Regions from separate parts of the Homo sapiens genome. Here region 2 is linked to region 1. Evidence: chromatin contacts called from ENCODE Hi-C data. All regions are on one chromosome and are shown on one strand. Each heading gives the region's core, a stretch centred on a gene start or an enhancer-like site at or near the end of the contact. The rest is flanking DNA. Distances are from core to core; before and after follow the strand shown. Region 1 holds the start of SPAG9 (sperm associated antigen 9). Region 2 holds the start of SPATA20 (spermatogenesis associated 20).

Evidence for each region. Hi-C counts contacts between places; a loop is a spot of excess contacts on that map. Pooled maps may share reads with other maps.
Region 2: a loop to region 1 is called in a pooled map, with 6 times the contacts of the local background. The contact joins the promoter of SPATA20 here to the promoter of SPAG9 in region 1. A Hi-C loop is called at or near these places in 1 of 168 maps with a recorded cell type or tissue (naive thymus-derived CD4-positive, alpha-beta T cell) and 7 of 50 pooled maps.

What each region holds. Positions count from the first base shown.
Region 1 is chr17:51,117,898-51,124,984 of GRCh38, forward strand. It overlaps SPAG9 (sperm associated antigen 9), which reads right to left and starts at 2,971. Exons shown (of 30, transcript NM_001130528.3): 1 at 2,457-2,971. The coding sequence starts at 2,759. RefSeq lists silencers at 2,224-2,353, 2,374-2,453, 2,704-3,083 and enhancers at 2,484-2,603, 2,893-3,707, 3,224-3,453, 4,063-4,322.
Region 2 is chr17:50,541,337-50,548,423 of GRCh38, forward strand. It overlaps SPATA20 (spermatogenesis associated 20), which reads left to right and starts at 5,838. Exons shown (of 17, transcript NM_022827.4): 1 at 5,838-5,949; 2 at 6,384-6,431; 3 at 6,947-7,087. The coding sequence starts at 5,873. It overlaps EPN3 (epsin 3), which reads left to right. Exons shown (of 10, transcript NM_017957.3): 9 at 128-358; 10 at 508-2,414. The coding sequence ends at 821. RefSeq lists silencers at 544-983, 5,848-6,117 and an enhancer at 1,720-2,220.

The sequences.
Region 1 (7,087 bases), core at 1,721-4,220:
CTGAGGCGAGTGGATTGCCTGAGCTCAGGAGTTCAAGACCAGCCTGGGCAACAAGGTGAAACCCCGTCTCTACTAAAATACAAAATATATATACATATTAGCTGGGCGGGGTGGCACGTGCCTATAGTCCCAGCTACTCGGGCGGCTGAGGCAGAAGAATTGCTTGAACCCGGGAGGCAGTGAGCCGAGATCGTGCCACTGCACTCCAGCCTGGCGACAGAGAGAGACTCTGTCTCAAAAAAAAAAAAAAAGAGAAAAGAAAACTGATAACAAGGTGTGTTTATGTTTGTGGCCTGGGAGTGGGCTCATTTAGCATTTCATAAATGTTCTCTGTTCTCAGGTCATGACCCTTTGCCCAATGGTTTCACTATGGAGAATTTACAGATGTAACTGAAAAAATATAAACTACAAATAAATTCATTGGATAACCTATTTTTTTTAGAGTCATTTACTCAAGAAATTAATAGGGAACCCAGAGTCTAGCAGTCGGGCAATTTTGTTTTCTGATTCTGCAACCTGTGGCAGATGGTTTTCTTGGCACGTGTGACCCTGGCATTTTGCCCATATTTACACGGACTGACAGGAGTTTAAGGCTGGAGGGAGCATTTATTTTACGTGAGGTAAAAGGTCATGTCAGGCTTGCTTGTCACCTGTGTGTACATGTGGTTAATTCCCAGTCACTTCCATGTATATCCACACACTGGCAAGGGGCTATATGAGCATGAAGCAGCAAGTAGCACTTGACCTCTGTTCTATAAAGAGTGCTAACAAACAAGCGGAAATTGTGATCCTATCATTATTTGGTTTTTCATCCCTTCCTTCCCTATATGAAAGGAAAAGCTCTTGAAATAGTCCATTCTGGCGGGGTGCGGTGGCTCATGCCTGTAATCCCAGCACTGGGATGGTCAGCCCGAGGCCAAAGTGGGCAGATCACTTGAGGCCAGGAGTTCAAGACCATCCTAGGCACCATGGAGAAATCCTGTCTCTACAAAAAACAAAAATGAGCGGGGAGTGTTGTCCTAGCTCCTTAGGAAGCTGAGGCACAAGAATCGCTTGAACCCGGCAGGCAGAGGTTGCAGTGAGCCAAGATCACTCCACTGCACTTCACCCTGGGCGACAGAGTGAGACTACGTCTCAAAAAAAAAAAAAAAAAAAGGCAATTTTGTTTGGCAAATTCAATAGCATTCCTTTGAGAAAATTGGATCCCACAATCAGAACTAAAAATCATCACTACAGTCAAGCTTTTAAAAAAGGAAAAAGAACTATTTAACCAGATGCAAAGGTATACGTGACAAAATAAAACAAAAATTTAATGGTGTTACTATTCAGTGTCAGGAAATGAGCTACAAACCTCACATCCTAAAAACTCTTCAAGTCTTTTTGAAAAATACTATGTCATTCCTTCAATAATTAGTTATTTCGCCTCCTTTGATCACCATGTATTTAAGCAGGTGTGCTAGGTGCTTGAGAAACAAAAATAGGACACATCACCTGCCTTTGATAAGGTCCACAGAAATAACGCCAACGCAGGCTGAAAGCTAAACTCCTTGTCAGTCTCAAGAAGCCAAGGACCTATCACTTGCACCCTAGAACTCCAAAAGGTTCACAGAGTCGAGGTGAGGGCGCCCAGGTCACTGCTCGGGTGCTAGAGTTAACAGGTGGCCAAATGCACGTATAAACAGCAGTCTAAGAAGGAAACTCAGACGGAAAAAGTGTTGCCAACTGTCACCTACATCTTCCCAACCCCGCCCCCCAATCCTTTTTATAAATAAACGGAGGGTTTTTGAAGGGAACTGTCCAAGGTTACAACCTGATACGGAGGAATGCTTTGGTTTGGGATACCAACGAAATTGTTTATATATTTATTGAGTACTGCCACACAACATCTAAAAGTTGACAAAGTGTCAACCAAGGCACATAGAACATAAAATAAGACGTCTTTCTCAACAAGATTAAAACGTCAAGAAGAAACTGACCGAAAGAGGGAGATCTCTAACTTCCCAAAGCAAGGCAACCCCCTGGAAAGGTACTGGAACTAGCGGAAGTTACATATCCAGGGCAGAAGTGTCCCCCTCCCCAAGGGTAAAACTTTGAACCGCCATCTGACTATCCCACGGTGGTCGGAAACTTCCCTCAACAAGAAGCAACCAGACACCCAACAATCTCCGCCCTTGGCCAACCCCAGGTGTCCTCAGGCCAGGCTGCCGCTTCCTCCCCGGGCCCTGCCTCCTCCATCTCGCTCCCTTCCCAGGACACTCAGTAGCCGGCCTCGGCTTCCAACGCCGGCCTGGCTCCCGGGGTACCTGGAGGCCGCCGGGATCGGTCCCAGGGGGCATCGGCCTCAGGCCCGCCCTCCAGGAGGCCCGTCGCGCCTCTAGTCCCCGACCGGGCCGCGACCCCGCCCCGGCCGCCCCCGGAGACGGATCCCGCGGCCCCCGCCCTGCCGCCGGCCTCACCTCCTCAGCGTGCTTGCGCAGCGCCTTCTCCCGCTCGTACTGGGTGATGAGCTGCTCGTTGTCGTCCCGCAGCAGCTCCAGCTCCACCTGGTGCTCCTGGTCCTGCGCGAACACCGAGTCCAGGTTCTCCAGCACAGCCACCACCAGCGGCATCAGCTCTTTGACCACCTCCTCGTCATAGCGCCCGATAAGCCGCTCGAACTCGCGGTAGATGGAGCCGGCCAGGCCGGACACCCGCTCCGACATCACGGCCCCGGAGCCGCCGGGCTCCTCCTGATACACCACACCGTCCTCCAGCTCCATGGTGGCAAGCGGACGGGCGGGCGGCCCGGGGCGTCGCCGGCAGAGGGGCGGCACCTGCCCGCACGGGACGGACCCGACTCGGGCTGGGACGGGTACTAGGGCTGGAGCCCGGGCCGGGGCTGGGGCTGGGCCCGGCGGGGTGGGGGCCGGGGCCGGAGGAGGGGAGGGGTGGCGTAGGCGCTCTCACCCCAACCGCCGCTGCACCAACTGCCGGGGCGGCCCGGCCGCGCGCGCCACACGTCATCCGCGGGGCGGGGCCGGCGCCGCGTCGGCCCGATGGGCGGGGCGCCGCGGGAGGCCAGGCGCGGCCGGGGGCGGGGCCAAGCGTCTTCGGGCGCTGGCGGAGGAAGCCATGGCGTCAACACCCGGCGCCGCGAAGACGGTGCGGGCGCCAATGGGAAAGACTGCGGTCGGCGGGTGGGGAGAAGTATCCATCCACAGCGGGATTCGCGGGGCGGGTCCCAGGGGAAAGGGAGGGGTTCGGGAAGAGTGACGAGTTAACTTAGCTGGCATTTCTATGGCTTTTTAAAGCTCACAAAGCACCTACTCACTTCATCCCCACAACAGGCGTAAAGAGGTAGATATTTGGACCTCGTTTCACAGACAAAGAAACTAGGCCCAGGAAAGTGGCGTTGCTCTCAAGGTCACGCAGCTACAACGGGAAACGGGCTGAGCCGGGACTCAAACCAATTACCCAGATTGAGAATTCCGGGCTCCGAAAAAAACTGGAAACAGAAAGGGAGGGAAAAAAAACCATAACCAGGGTCTGCCCAAGTGGAAAGGTGGTCTCGAATAGAATAGAACTGTTTTGTGCTATGGAAGAGCAAGGGTGAGATGAGGGGAAATGGGAGTGACTGCTAATAGGTATGGGATTTCGTTTTGGGATAATAAAAATGTTCTAAAAAATGTATTATAGTGATGAATACACAACTCTAAATATGCTAAAAGACATTCAACTTTACACGTTAAGTGAGTGAATCATATGGCGTGTGAATTATATCTCAAGTTATTAAAAAATAAACAGGAAGGGTGATAGCATTCTGGAGAAGGGTGAAACTGGAACGTTACATGTGGCACTTTCCCACATAGTGTGTCTGCTACTTCTGGCCAACTTGGGACGGGGACATTTCCAGGCTCCAGCCACCCTCCTCTCCTCAAGTCTTGAAGTGGGGCGGAAAGGGTAAGTGGGAGGTTGGGGAACAGAGGAGGTAAGGGGTGGAGTCACTGGAGTGAATAAGTCCCATGACAAGTGAGGTTTCTGCCGCCTGGGAGAGTGTCACGTGTGGGGAATGACACAACGCCCACGCCTAGAGCGGGCTGAGTCAAGGATCCCGGTGTGCTCATCTAACGTCCGCAAATGGGACGGAAGACACTCTCAAAAGTCCCTTCTCTGTGTCTCAGGTGACTCAGCTCTCCGTCCCGACTCGTTTAAGAAAAGGGGGAGGAAAGGCAGGATAAACATAGGTTTAAGGGGAGAATTGGCCACCCACCGGGATCATAACTACCCTTAGCTTGGGGTTTACAAGTTTAAGTACTTCCCACCAAGTATGAAGTAGTCCCCTAAAGTTTCCTACGCATGACCCACCTGGAGACCCATAAAAACAATATGAAGGTTGGGCAAGAGTAAACCTATAAATTTGGAAGGACAAAGATGAAAATACTAAGTCTTATGAAGTGCCAGATGGGACTGAATTTGCGGCCTGTGTTTTTTCCCGTTCTCACCCTCACCCCACATTCACCCTTATGTCATTTAGATATTTGGGTAGTAGGAATGCCGACCAGCTGGTTGGCTGTGAGCCGCAAATGCCCTTTCTCTTCTTAACCTTTCATATTTGAAAACTAGAAAAAGTCTTGATCTGAATCTCTCCTCTTTTATTTTCTCTTCCTGAGGGCTGTCACTCACCTGGTCTACCTATATGCATGCCTCTCTTTTCCTGGGGGATCAGAAGAGCCAAAAAACATAGGGCAAGGCTTTACTTTTTCTTTCCACAATATTATCATACACATCAAAAAATTTAAAGAAAAAAGTATCAGCCGGGCGTGGTGACTCATGCCTGTAACCCAGCACTTTGGGAGGCCGAGGCGGGTGGATCACAAGGTCAGGAGTTCAAGACCAGCCTGAACAATATGGTGAAACCCCATTTCTACTAAAAAGTACAAAAATTAGTCGGGCATGGTGGTGCACACCTATAATCCCAGCTACTCAAGAGGCTGAGGCAGGAGAATAGCTTGAACCTGGGAGGCGGAGGTTGCAGTGAGCAGAGATCACACCATTGCACTCCAGCCTGGGCGACAGAGTGAGACTCCATCTCAAAAAAAAAAAGAAAAAAGAAAAAAGTATCGATTTTTCAAGTACGAGATTTTAATTGTCATTCCTAATAAGTATACTTCTTTAGGTATACGTTCAACATAGAAAGATACACACTTATGTCTTGATTTTAAGCTTCTGCCAGTTATCAGAGATAACATTTAGTTAAAATAAAATTCAGCTAAATAACCATCAGCTGATGAATGGATAAAATGTGACATAGGTATACAATGGACTATTATTTGGCAATAAAAAGAAAGTCGTTGGAGGGGAGGGGAGTAGGCGTGGTGGCTCGCGCCTGTAATCTCAGCACTTGCAAGAGGATGGCTTGTGCCATGAGTTGGAGACCAGCCTGGGCAACATAGTGAGACCTTCATCCCTGACAAAAAAAAAAAAAAAAATTTTTTTTGGCCAGGCACGGTGGCTTACACCTGTACTCCCAGCACTTTGGGAGGTCGAGGCGGGCGGATCACCTGAGGTCAGAGGTCAGATGTTCAAGATCAGCCTGACCAATATGGAGAAACCCTGTATCTACTAAAAATACAAAATTAGCCGGGCGTGGTGGCCCGCACCTGTATTCTTAGCTACTCAGGAGGCTGAGGCAGGAGAATCGCTTGAACCTGGGAGGCGGAGGTTGTGGTGAGCCAAGATCGAGCCATTGCACTCCAGCCTGGGCAACAAGAGCAAAACTCCGTCTCCAAAAAAAAAAAAAAAGAATAGAAAAGAAAACAAAAATTTTAAGTACATGCCATGACATAGCTGAATCTTTTTTTTTTTTTTGAGATGGAATTTCGCTCTTGTTGCCTAAGCTGGAGTGCAATGGTGCAACCTCAGCTCACCGAAACCTCCGCCTCCCAAGTTCAAGCGATTCTCCTGCCTCAGCCTCCCGAGTAGCTGGGATTACAGGTGTGCGCCACCACACCCGGCTAATTTTTTGTATTTTTAGTAGAAACAGGGTTTCACTACGTTAGCCAGGCTGATCTCAAACTCCTGACCTCAGGTGATCCACCCACCTTGGCCTCCCAAAGTGCTGGGATTACAGGCGTGAGCCACCATGCCCAGAGATACAGCTGAATCTTGAAAAAGCTAAGTGAAAGAAGTCAGTCACAAAGGACCACATATTGTACAATTCCATTCGTATGAAATGTGAATTTAGTGATTGGCTAGGTCTCAGGGGCATGAGAGGGTGAGATGAGGGGAAATGGGAGTGCCTGCTAATAGGTATGGGGTTTCTTTTTAGGATAATGAAAATGTTCTAAAAATTGATTATAATGGTGAATACACAACTCTGAAAATATGCTAAAAGACATTCAACTTTACACATTAAATGAGTGAATCATATGGTATGTGAATTATATCTCAAGCTATTAAAAAAATATATGAAGTAAAAGTTATGGCTGGTGGGGCGTGGTGGCTCATGCCTGTAATCCCAGCACTTTGGAAGGCCAAGGCGAGCAGATCACTTGAGGTCAGGAGTTCGAGACCAGCTGGCCAACATGGTGAAACCCCATCTCTACTAAAAATACAAAAATTAGCCGGGCATGGTGGCGTGCACCTGTAATCCCAGCTACTCGGGAGGCTGAGGCAGGAGAATCGCTTGAACTGGGAGGCAGAGGTTGTAGTGAGCTGAGATCATGCCATTGCACTCCAGCCTGGGCGATAGACCGAGACTCCATCTCAAATAAATACATAAATAAATAAAATTTATGGCTATAATGATTTTTATAGTAGACCCAATGAAAGCACATCACTCAGTATGATTGAGGTGAAAGAAACTGGTGTTGAAATTAGGAACCTTGTATTCTAGTATGGACTGGTCATTTTGAACAACTTAGGCCATAAACAAAAGAGCAAGTAGTTACTGATTACCCACTTAGTGACAGTCACAAGGATAAGGGCTGTAAACTTCAGCTTATTCATCCGTATGATGAAGGGGTTTGTTAGAAAATCTGTCCCAGCACTTTGGGAGGCTGAGGTGGGAGGATCAGTTGAGGGTAGGAGTTTGAGAGAAGCCTGGGCA
Region 2 (7,087 bases), core at 4,588-7,087, 570 kb before region 1:
AGCAGGGCAAGGGGATGGTGAGGCTCTGGGGAATGAGGGGCCCACCCCGAGCAGCCTCTGTCCTCTTCCTCCCACGTCGGGCGCCAATCCCTTTCCCCACCAATTAGCTCTAGCATTTCTATTCCAGAGCTGGACCTGTTTGGAGACCCCAGCCCCAGTTCCAAGCAAAATGGCACGAAGGAGCCAGATGCCCTGGACCTGGGCATACTAGGGGAAGCACTAACCCAGCCAAGCAAAGAGGCCCGAGCTTGCCGGACTCCCGAGTCCTTCCTGGGTCCCTCAGCTTCCTCCTTGGTCAACCTTGACTCGTTGGTCAAGGCACCCCAGGTTGCAAAGACCCGGAACCCCTTCCTGACAGGTAAGATATGCCCTTGTCCCTCAACCCAGGGGCTCCTGCTTTCAGAGCCTAGCCTCCGCCGGAGGAGCCCACTCTTCTTCCCAACTTCCACGACCTCCCGGTGTAGGGCTCTGAACCCCGGGTCACTCAAAGCCACTCTCGTTCTGCAGGTCTCAGCGCTCCGTCCCCCACCAACCCGTTCGGCGCGGGCGAGCCGGGCAGGCCGACGCTAAACCAGATGCGCACCGGCTCGCCGGCGCTGGGCCTGGCAGGCGGGCCTGTGGGGGCGCCCCTGGGCTCCATGACCTACAGCGCCTCTCTGCCCCTCCCGCTCAGCAGCGTGCCAGCTGGCTTGACCCTCCCCGCCTCGGTTAGCGTCTTCCCGCAGGCCGGAGCCTTCGCACCGCAGCCGCTGCTGCCCACGCCGAGCTCAGCCGGGCCGCGGCCCCCGCCCCCGCAGACCGGCACCAACCCCTTCCTCTGAGCCCCGCCCCGTCCCATACCGGCCTGCGCCTGCGCCGGACGCTCCGCGGCCCCGCCTCCGGACCCGGGGCTGGGCGGGGCGCCGGTGCTAGTGGAACGCCGAGCCAGTGGCGGCTGGTATCCCGCGGCGGCTCTGGAAGCTGGACGCGGACCACGGCCCGGGAGCTAGAAACTGAACGCCCGCATAATAAAGACTGGAACCCTCGTTCTCAGCTCTCACCAAGTGGACTTTTTGCGGGGTGTGGCGGCCGGGTCTCGACCACAGCGTGGATCACCGGCTGTTTAGGAAACTGCAGCTGCACAACGTGGGGTGCAAAACTGCCCCGCTTCCTTTACAGCTCTTCTCAACCCTCACCTCCATCCCCCGTCACCCAGGCACCTTCGCTTCCAGATGCTGCCAGGCTGTCACTCAATTCGGTCATTTCATTCATTTATCACACATGGGCACTGGGGTTGGGCTAACAGCAAGAGACAATAGGCCTTTGTTCCTATTTATTGGGTACTGCTTACGTGCTAAGCAGATCAGTTTATTTAATGCTTGCAACGACTCTCTGAGGTAGAAAATATTGTTAATTCCGTTCAGGATCCCGGCTACATAATCTGTGGGGCTCAATACAAAATAAAAATGTAGGGGCTCCTTGTTCAAAATCGTATGAAGAATTTCAAAACAGGGACAACAGAGCATGAAACCAAGCGCAAAGCCCACTGCAGTGCGATTGCACAGGTATCTCACCTTGCAGCCGGCACTACTCCCATTTTTCAGGCAAGGAAACCGTGGCTCAGAGAGGTTGAATGGCATGCTCAAAGTCACAAAGCTGGCATGGGGCGGGGCTGGAACTCAAGAGTCAGACAGTCTGGCTCCAAGGCCTGGAGATCCCAGGCTGGGCCCCAGATTTAATTCAGCAAATATTGACTGACTGCTGTGGACAAAGTGCTGGGCTCACCTTGGAGGGATCCAACCTCCAGGAGCTCGAGCGCAGCAGGGTAGACAAGCCAGGGGCACGTGATGCGGCTGTGGCAGAAGCCAAGTGCAGGAGCTCCCAGGCTCCTTTGTTTTACTGAGTCACCTTAAATGTAACTCTGCCCTCTCCCTTGCTTCGCCAAGGCTAGCGAGAAACTCAGTCTTAGCCACACAGGAGGAATCGGACCCCTTCTGGGGGTTTATGTGGAGTCTGGGAAACCAAGGGTGGGGTGAGGCCTGGTACTCAATCCAGGAGGGGCCCCTATGACCACCCTCGCCTGTTTTTCTTCTCAATGCTCCCTGATCACTGGACCACTGGACACTGATGTGTCCTCAGTGCTTGGGGTCTGGCTCTGCAGGCAGCCTGCAGCCAGCCTCCATCCCCCTTTCAGGGACAAATGGCCTTCCACCAGAGTCGGTGAGTGGAGAGGCACAATGCCACTCCCCTTCCTGAGGTGGGGGTAGGGGAAGGGAGTCCCACAATGCAGTTACAAACAGGATGGACAAGAACACCTGCTCAGGAGTCAGACTTACAGGGTTCAAAGTTCTGCTCCAAGGTTTGACCCTAACAAGAATCACTTAGTAATAAGTGGTTATGCTCTGTGACCTTGAGTAAATTACTTACCCTCTCCATGTCTCTGTGCCTGCGTTTCCTTACTTGTCAAACGGGATCAGAAGTTTCTTCCTTGTGAGGTTACTATGTGGATGTCCCCAGGCGTGTCCATTCAGCTCAGAGTCCACCCTCTTCAAAGACTGACCATGAGGCACGAACCCATCATGGCTTTCACTCCTGGTTTTGCCAGGCAATACCCAGAGTCCAGCACCCATCTATTAATATCTTCTGCTGCACCCAAACCTGGGATGTTCCATCCTTCTTGGCCCCTGATCCACCCTTTGTGGCCCTGCCACCCAGGCTCTCTTCTTCTAAACTGGATCCCCCCGAGGACTCCCAAGGGGAGCTGTTTTGTTTCCCACAAAAAAAGTTGGCAGCCTTGCTTCCTGCCTCCCTCCTTATAAGACCCCTCCTGCTAGGAGGTTGGTGCCATAAGTCATTCTGTCTCTTCCCTGCCTGGGGCTGCCACTCCACCTCACTTTTGGGATGCTTCGGTCTTGGCTCATGGTCTTCTCATCCAGCTCTTACCTCAATTTCAAGTCGCTCCATTATCCAAGGACCTTATGGCCCCTTGACCTCTCAATGACCCTCACCATGGTCACACTTGGAGGTTTGTCATCACCCCAGATTCCTCTACATTCAAGGCAGGCTTCTGGCTCTCTGAGCTTAACCTCATTCCTTCTAGCCAGAACATGTTCTTTGGAGCACCCACTGGACCCTCCGGCTAGCCAACCCTTCCAACAACCCGCCACACCCCACATTCTCAGAGTCACCCAGGACCACCATCTCTTCTATCCTTGATGGCGTCCACCACTTTCTCTCAAACGAATCCTTCCCATCGAAATGTGTCTTAATTAGCTCCATCCATCTTGACAGTGTCTTCCCATCTATCCTCTCATGTCAAGCACCCATCATCTCTCTCTGTCTCCCCTCCCTTTCCTCTTCCTCCTCAGCCGACTCGGCAACTTCTGCTCTCAGCCTGACTTCACTAGAACGACGCCCACTAAGCACACCAATGGCCTCCATGTTGCTGAAGCCAGTGGACATTTTTCTGTCCCAGCCAGGCTGGCCCCTCAGGAGTCTGACATGTAGGCACTCTGTCCTTCATCTCTGGGGTGCTGTCCTTTGCACCCTGGCTGCTTCCCTTCTGTGTCTTTCTTTCTTTCTTTCTTTCTTCTTTTTTTGAGACAGAGTTTCGCTCTTGTTGCCCAGGCTGGGGTGCAATCATGAAATCTCGGCTCACCGCAACCTCCGCCTCCCGGGTTCAAGCGATTCTCCTGCCTCAGCCTCCCGAGTAGCAAGGATTACAGGCATGCGCCACCATGCCCGGCTAATTTTGTATTTTTAGTAGAGATGGGGGTTTCTCCATGTTGGTCAGGTTGGTCTAAAACTCCTGACCTCAGGTGATCCACCCTCCTCGGCCTCCCAAAGTGCTGGGATTACAGGCGTGAGCCACCATGCCCTGCCTCCATCTGTGTCTTTCACAGGCTTACTTAAGCCTGGACCTGAGCCCTCTTCTCTGCTCCTCTGCATGGTCTCCCTGGATCAGCTCCACACCCACATGGTCTCAACAGTCAAGACCCCCAATCCTCTCTCCTGAAGCCTCTCCTCTGTCCTCCAAGCAGTGTCATCTCTGCCTCCATGTGCACATCTCAAACCCACAGGTCCCACAATGAACCCCATGAGTTGTCCCCCCACCCCCACCCCATGCCCTCTCTTGAGGGAACGGCCCCACCTTGCAAGTCACCCTGGACACCGCCTTCTTTGTCGCCGCCCATCCTGACGACGTTTCCTCCTTGACCGACTTCCAGCCCATCCCTTTCTCTGCATCTCTGCTCCCCCATCTCCCCCTGGGTGCTGCTATAGCCTCCTATCTGCCCCTGCTTTCACTCTTGCCCCTTTCCAGTTCATTCTCCACTGGGAAGCTGGTGGGATCTTTCCAAAACGCAGATCTAACTGGTAACCCTCCTGACTAAAGCCTTTCAATAGCTTGCTTCTACTGTCATCAAAAATCCCCTTCTCTGGCCAGGCACGGTGGCTCACACCTGTAATCCCAGCACTTCGGAGGCTGAGGCAGATGGATCGCTTGAGGTCAGGAGTTTGAGACCAGCCTAGGCAACATGGCGAAACCCCGTCTCTACTAAAAATACAAAAATTAGCTGGGCATGGTGGCGCGCTCCTGTAGTCCCAGCTACTTGGAAGGCTGAGGCACAAGAATCGCTTAAACCTAGGAGGTGGAGGTTGCAGAGAGCCAAGATCCACTGCACTCCAGCCTGGGCAACAGAGTGAGACTCTGGCTAAAAAAAAATGGGGTCGGGTATGGTGGCTCATGCCTGTAATCCCAGCACTTTGGGAGGCCAAGGCAGATGGATCACCTGAGGTCAGGAGTTCGAGACCAGCCTTGAACCCAGGATGCGGAGGTTGCAGTGAGCCGAGATCACACCACTGCACTCCAGCCTGGGTGACAGAGCGAGACTCTGTCTCAAAAAATAAAAATCCCCTTCTTACAGTTCACGAGTGTCTCCAAGATCTTGCCTCTGCCCTCATCTACTGCCTGTCTTCCCTCTTTCTGCAGTTGCTCAGCCCGGACTCACTGACAAGCCACGGGACCTTTGCACAAACTGTACCTCTGCCTCCTTCCCCAGCACTCCCCCTGAGCACCCTCCAAGTTCCTTTCTCTCGTTCTCCATGGCTTCACAAATGTGATTTCCTCAGGGAAGCCTTCATCCTTTGCCCCTTCCACCAGATCAGGTCACTTGTTACGTTATACCCTCACGGACTTGTCACGTGGGTGTTTATCGGTATGGCTGTCGAATTAGCATCTGCCGCTCTCAACAGACTGTGAGCCATGTGAGGGCAGGAGCCTTGTTTCTCTCTGCCCACCATTGTATACTCAGTGCCTTGCAGAGTGGCAGGCGGCAGGCACTTAATAAATATTGGCTGAATGTAGCCAATGAGGCCATGTGTAACCTATGAGACATAAAATGGGCTCATCAGTATTATTTAAGGAAGACTTCCTGGAGTGGGTAGGATTTGAGTAGGACCTAGAGACGAGGAGGCTGCAAAAAGCAAACCTTGTTAGCTGGTGGACCTGGCCAAGGTACGCCTTCGCCTTGGATCTCATTTCTCATTTGTAAAATGGGCAGGGGTTGGACAAAATGAGCTGAAGCTCTGGCATCCCATGTCCCTAGCATCTCCCAGCCCTAGATCCCACAACTCTCCCTATTCCCTTGAGAAGGGCTGTCCTCCCCAGGCAGGGGCAGAGCCCAGTTTTATGCACAGAATGGGTCCTCCCAAGGCTCGGGTGCCTGATCTGCAATTCTGCGCTCCGCCGCAGGGCGACGCTCGGAGACCAGCCACACTGTCCCAAGTCCCGGCGAAGACCCGCCCGCGGCTCCGTAGGTGCCCGGCCCGCCCCTCGCAGCCTCCTGACTTCCCTTCCTGTCCTCAGCGGCCGGGCCCACGGCCCCGAGCAGCCATGCTGGGCGCGCGGGCCTGGTTGGGCCGCGTCCTTCTGCTGCCCCGCGCCGGTGCAGGCCTCGCCGCGAGCCGCAGGTACGGGCGGGCGAGCGGGCCCCTAGGGCACTCCCTGCGCCTGCCTGCGGGCCCAGTGGAGGGTCTTCCGGACACCGGTCCCCAGTGCCAGTCTGGACCACCCCTGCATGCCTGGCCCTTCCCCCACCCCACCTCCGGTCTGCTCCTGAGACCTGGCTCTGGCTGTAAGGCCCTCCTCCCCTCCTCTCCCGTCCTCATCCCTTCCCTCCTCTCCCCTTCCTTCCAGTGCAGTGCCAGCTCCTCAGGGACTGTTCTGACACTGCTTCCAGGAAGCCTTCCTTGCACCCCAGTGCTGGATGCTGGGTCAAGGGCCTTTCTCCAATAGTACCCTGTGCCCTGTCACAGTCCTTTATTGCTGCATGGACCTTTCGTTATTTAGGTCTGCCTGCAGTCCCACTTCCAGGCTGAACTCCCTGAGGTCTCTGATTCCCTAGGTGTCCTGGAGTCTGGCCCAGGACCTGGCCCCACAGGAGTCCCAGCAGGTGGGCGCTGAGTGAGGGAGTCCCCATGTCTGGTTTCCTCTGTTTGTCCCTCACCTGGTCGAGTCCCAGACCCTACTGATCTTGGCCTGTCCAGCCACCAACAGTAGGCTGCCTTCCAGTGGGGCCACACCCAGGCCTGCCAGAGAGATGCCTCCAAGCAGCTGCTCCAGGAAGGGCCGGGGGAGGGGCCTGGGGAGGGGTAAGAATGGAGCCCCAAGAACCATTCTGCCCATTGTGACCCGCCCTGACCTCACAGCCATCCTTCCCACCGCCAGGCCCAGGAGGTTGGGGGAGACTAACCTGGCAAGGAGCCCCCAATGAGCCACCTCTCCTCACCCCCCAAAAAACATAAGGGGGAGCACAAAGGCCACAGTCTCCCCCATGGTTCAGAAAGGTGGGTTGGGCTGGGAGCAGGGGTCCTACTGGGGTGCTGAGTGAAATGGAGCAGGTGCTGGGGGGCCTGGGAGAAGGTGGGTGGAGGCCCCTGGCTTGCCTGATGCACCAGTCCTCGCCAGGGGTAGCTCCTCCCGGGACAAGGACCGAAGTGCGACGGTCAGTAGTTCAGTGCCCATGCCTGCTGGAGGGAAAGGAAGCCATCCTTCATCTACACCCCAGAGGGTCCCCAACCGCCTGATCCACGAGAAGTCACCATACCT